Linked DNA regions of Homo sapiens: region 1 is linked to region 2. A link is a loop called in an ENCODE intact Hi-C map of the cell type or tissue named here. Cell type or tissue: heart right ventricle. All regions are shown on one strand.

Evidence for each region. A loop is a pair of places that touch in the nucleus more often than their neighbours do. Peaks named below come from ENCODE experiments on the same cell type or tissue, not always from the same donor. Only the 100,000 strongest peaks of a DNase experiment are listed, where the experiment ranks them.
Region 1: a loop joins it to region 2, with 7 times the contacts of the local background. A loop is called at or near these places in 27 of 110 quality-filtered maps.

What each region holds. Positions count from the first base shown.
Region 1 is chr2:96,355,879-96,358,378 of GRCh38, forward strand. All of the region lies in intron 9 of NCAPH (non-SMC condensin I complex subunit H), which reads left to right. Among named protein-coding and RNA genes, the nearest start is that of NCAPH, 21 kb to the left of the region's middle. In heart right ventricle, no CTCF peak of the experiment used is centred here; a DNase peak (open chromatin) is centred at 1,232.
Region 2 is chr2:96,508,060-96,510,559 of GRCh38, forward strand. It overlaps a transcript of NEURL3 not described here. Among named protein-coding and RNA genes, the nearest start is that of NEURL3, 4.0 kb to the left of the region's middle. RefSeq lists a silencer at 57-396. In heart right ventricle, CTCF peaks have their summits at 1,514 (motif pointing left) and 1,717; DNase peaks (open chromatin) are centred at 172, 872 and 1,522; H3K4me3 peaks cover 528 bases.

The DNA of each region.
Region 1 (2,500 bases), 150 kb before region 2:
CCACCTCGGCCTCCCAAAGTGCTGGGATTACAGGCGTGAGCCACTGCGCCTGGCCATCCTGTCTTCTAAGAAGGGAGAAATGATAGGTTGATGGGATGAACTCTTAAAAACATCATTTTCAAATGTCAGAGAAAAGCTATCACTTTCCTTAAACAGTGAGGTGACATCTGAGGGACTGACAATAACAAAGGGCTTCCATGACTTTTATTTGGTTTCTGGAAGATGTTTTCTGCTGGTTATTTTGAACAAATGTCTCCACTTCTCTCCCCTATTCCAAACAGCACAAAATCTTAGACTCTATCCTACCTAGTACATTAGGCGTGGGAGGCTGCAGTTCTAGTCTCAGATTTTACCCATCCTTAAATCCCCTCCCCTTGCCACATCGCTGGCCTTTCCTGGGAATTCAGTGAGTGTTTGATCTGGAGTAGATCTGATCTTGCCGTTACTAGCCCTGAGATGTGGGGCAATGTTATCACCTTTTGCGGTCTTTGTTTTCTCATCCATAAAATGCAAGGTTGGGACCAGTTGATAATAACAATATCTGATATTTATTGAGCTCCTTATTCTTTGTGCAAGATGCTGCGCCAGGTGCCTTATGTGTGTTATTTCACATAATTTACATAATATCTAAAATTAATTATTTTATTGCAGCAACCCTATAATTAGGTCCTATTATCCTCATTTTACAGATGAGGAAACAGGCTCAGAGAGTTTAATGGGGTGGAGCTGGTTGCCACCCAGCACCTTTGACCAGTCCTGGCCACATATAGTGAGCTTTGGATGGCAGGCTCCAGTCCACACCACCTGAGCATCTCAGTGGGTAGAGGGGGCCAGACATCACGTTACCATCCCCGGGTGATTGTGTTCTGCACCCAGGGCTGAAAACCACTGTACTCTACTGAGAGGTCTTCGGAGGCCTCTGGATGAAGGTGGGGTGGGGCAATGCTGAGTGATAAATACCAGTGTTGTGTAGATGCCTCACGTTATTGGTCTCTGCATGGCAGCACATTGACAACTGCAAGCGTAAAAGGTGGAGCTCTTTGTGCACATGCATTGGTAAGGACTGGTCTGCAAAAGTGCTTGATGTCTAAGAGTGAGCTCCCTCTCTGTGCAGCAGCAACAGCAGCCCAAGAACACTTGGAGCCAAGTGTTCTCTGGCCGACCCTTCTGTAGTACCAGCATGCTTACATAAGGCAGTTACTGTGGTTAATGACCTAGTCGGAGGTCAAAGCCCAGAACACAGCCTACTTCACGCATGCGAGAATGAAACATTCGGCTGCATGCTGCCTGATGTGCTGAGCCAGCTGGGAGGAGACCTTATCTTGCCAGTGTTAGGACAGTGGATTGAACCATGGCTAAATTGAAGGAGGGACCCTGTGATATTATGGGGAGGGGATAGAAGAAATACAGAGTTTTCCTGGAGGGACTGGAGATGTTTGAAGTGGGCAGCCTTGAAAAATGGATAGACTATTTTGGACTATAGGTGGATTCATTTAGTTGTTGAGTGGTGAAATTGGGACTGGTAGGATGCCTGCGACATAGCATTGTATGTTGAAAGAATTATTGAATTACTACAGTTCAAAAATCCTGCAGAGCCTCTGTCCAGCTCCATCACCAGAATTGGGAATGGGAGCCACTCTTCCTAATGGAAGAATATCCATCAGAATGGAGTGGGGATGCTGTTGAAACTTCTTCCTTCTACCTCTGGAGTTCACAGCACAGTGCATTTGTTACTTAATAACATGCTAGGTATCAGATTCTGTTACAGCACTAGGCCATACAGACTAGAAATGTGATTTTTTTATTGTGTATTTTATTTTTTTAAATTAGGTTTTAATTACACAATAAATGCACAAATGTAGTCTCCTGTTTTTGTTTTTTAAAATTCTGTATGTAAAGACAAAATCCCCTTTTAAAAGCCTTTTTAGCTTATTCCATATGGCTTATATAAACGGGAACTATATGTAGGCTCAATACAAATACAAGGCCACTCTTCTGAAACTTCTTGGTTACCTTACCTTCAGAGGGCAGTACAGCAGCACCAGCGTCCTTTCTGACATGTTGGAGCCCTTTAGGAGAAAGCTTGTACCTTGTGGAAAGAGTGAAAAATGGCTGGGCACGGTATAATCCTGACACGCCTGTAATCCTAGCACTTTGGGAGGCTGAGGCAGGAGGATTGCTTGAGGCTAGGAGTTCAAGACCAACCTGACCAACATAGTGAGACCCCATCTCTATTTTTTAAAAATGTAGAAAGAGTGAAAAACCAAACTGAAACTGCCATGCTGCACTGACCACTTAGACACTTTACACACGGCAAAGAATAAAGCTGGATGACCTAACAGATTATAAGGGGAGCCCCCAAAGCGTTAGAGGAACTAAATAATTAGACAAACATGTTTTTTCACTTTTAGTAGGAACTATAGCGGTATCTTTTGGAGCCCTCATTTACAGAAGGATGGTGACGAATGAGGGATTTGTCATCTTGTGTGGCAAGAAGCAT
Region 2 (2,500 bases):
CAGGAGATTTGTAGATAGGCCTAACTTGCTGCTGAGTGTCAGGTTGAGGCTGCCCCGCAGTAGATGTCACCCGCCAGCCCCGCTGCAAACCTTTGCTCTGAGAGGGGCGGGCCCGTGCCCTCAAGCGCGGGGCGGTCTCCGCTGTGCAGAGACTGAGGCGGCCCCTGCTGGCGGCGGTCAGTACTGCAGGAGGCGCCGAGGGCCCGGGAGCCCCCAAAGCCGGGAGGGGCGCCCCAGAGGGAGGTGAGCGGCGCCGAGGCTCACTATACCGCAGCTCCCACACACCCGTCTCCCAGGGTGGGTGGTAGCCTCACTGGGACCCCTCTGTTGCAGTCGGCCTCTCTTGCCCAGAGCCCCATCACTACACATGTCTTCACGCAGGTTATCTCTCAAGACTCAACCCGCGCTCCGGGAAGAGCCTGGCACACGAGGAAGCCACTGCTGCCCCGCGCCCACTCCAGCGTGCGGCCCAGCGGGACCGGGAGCCCAGCCCAACCTGGGGCACTGTCAGGCAGCCCGGTCCCTCGTGGGCCCTGCCATTAAGGCCCAGGGACGCCTACCTATGACACTTGCCAGCCCTCATCCGTTCCCCGCCGGGCCAAAATCTCAGAGGGCAGGGGCTGCCCTGCCTAGAAACCAGCCCCAGAACATCAGGGCCGCGGGCGCTGTGGGCGGTCGGCCAGGGCGCGCAGGGGCCAAACAGGGCAGCGTTGGGAGCTTTTGCACAAGGCACCCCTCTGCCAGCCTCATGGCCCAGCCATGCCACCCCCGTGAACCAAGTGTGCTGGCCCACAGCAGCGCTCTGCACAACAGCCCCAGCCTGGAAACAAGCGAATGTCCACTGCTGTCCACCTCACACTCAGCTGGGGGAGCTGAACTGCTCAGATCCCCGGGAATGCAGGGCCCATTCCCCGGAGGCCAAGGCCAGTGTCCCACCCACACCCAGTCCAGGCCTATGCTTCCCCGGGTCTGCCGCCTAAGCAGCCCTGTCCCTGATCTCTGTCTCAGAGGCTGCTCCCGGCCCAGCTTCCCACAACCATCAGCAGGACCTAAACTGCCACATATGCGCGCCATGGAATACTGTGCCAATGACAACAAATTACTGCTACCTGCAACGACGAGGATAAACCTCACAGCCGTGAGGCTGATGTAAGGGAAGACCCAAAGAGCACCGCGTGCTGCCATTCATAGGAAGTTCAGGCAAAACCCATCCGTGGTGTTCGAAGCAGGACAAGGCTGCCTTTGGGAGGTAGTGATCGGCAGGGACACGGGAAGCCTCTGGGGAGCTGGAAACGTCCTGCACCTTGATCGTGGTCACACAGGTGTGTAGATGTACAAAAAAACCCTTCCAATCGGACCCTCAAATCATACATAAATTGCGTCTTCGTGTTATGTTGGCTAAGCCCTTCCAGCCCTAACAATGTCGTTCTGGCGGAGCTGGTGAGTCAGGGAGCATCCACGCCGCCTGGGAAGACCGGCTCTGGAGGCTGGAGGGCTTGACCAGCACTGCCACCCGGTGGCCGGCAGCGGAACTGACCACAGGCCTGGTGCCCTGGAGGGAATGGGCCACAAACGCTCCGCCAGGACTGCACCTGTGTCCTAGGCGCCGCCCTCAGCCACCAAGTCGGCCTGCCTCTCGAGCACCCAACAACTCCAACAAGCCCTCTGGACCAATAGCTGCAGCCCCCACGGGGCCTTGGGGGTGGGAGGGAGGAGAGGGAGGCCAGCCTGTAGCACAGTACCAGCCCAGAGTTATTAACAGGTCTGTGCTGTCACTTCCGCTCTGCTGCGGTCCTCCTGGGTCCTGATTCTGCCGAGCGCCTCCACAGCCTTCCTCCCTCCTGGTTCTCCCCGCCAGCAGCCAGCACGGGAGCGCCCACTGGGCATGAATGGGGAGCCTGCCAGAGAGGGGAGCTGGGGGAGAGAGGCACAGCTTCCAGGCCTGGCGTGGCTGCTCATGCCTGTGCGTGAGGGAAGGGTCAAGGGAAAGGTGTGCCCTCTCTTCTTTTGGTTTCTTGTTTTCCTTTTTCCCGTGCCCCCTCACCCCATACACAACTGTCAGGGTGTCTGTCCTGGAAAGACACCTGGTACCTGCCCTGGTGGTGCCTGCCCTGTGTGGGGTGTGTGTATGCGTGTGCATGCGTGTGCATGTGTGCATGCATGTGTGTTCAACAGGAATTGATTTAGTGCCTGCTATGTGCCAAGCACTGTCCCAGTTCTGGGTAACCAGAGATTGAAGGAAACCCAATCCTCATCCTTCAGCCACTTTGTGCATGCCCTGGAATTTAGGTAAGTGCTACAAGAGGGCCAAACTGAGGGCTGGGAAAACCAGCGGTGTCGAGGGGTTGTTATGCCCAGGGAATGGGTGAAGGTTTTGTGGAAGAAGAGTTATTAAAATTGTGCCCTGAAAGGTAAATAGGATTTCAACAGCCAAGAAAGGAATGAAAGGCATTTCAGGGAGAAGGAATACACACACAAAAGCATAGGAAAGGAGACATGA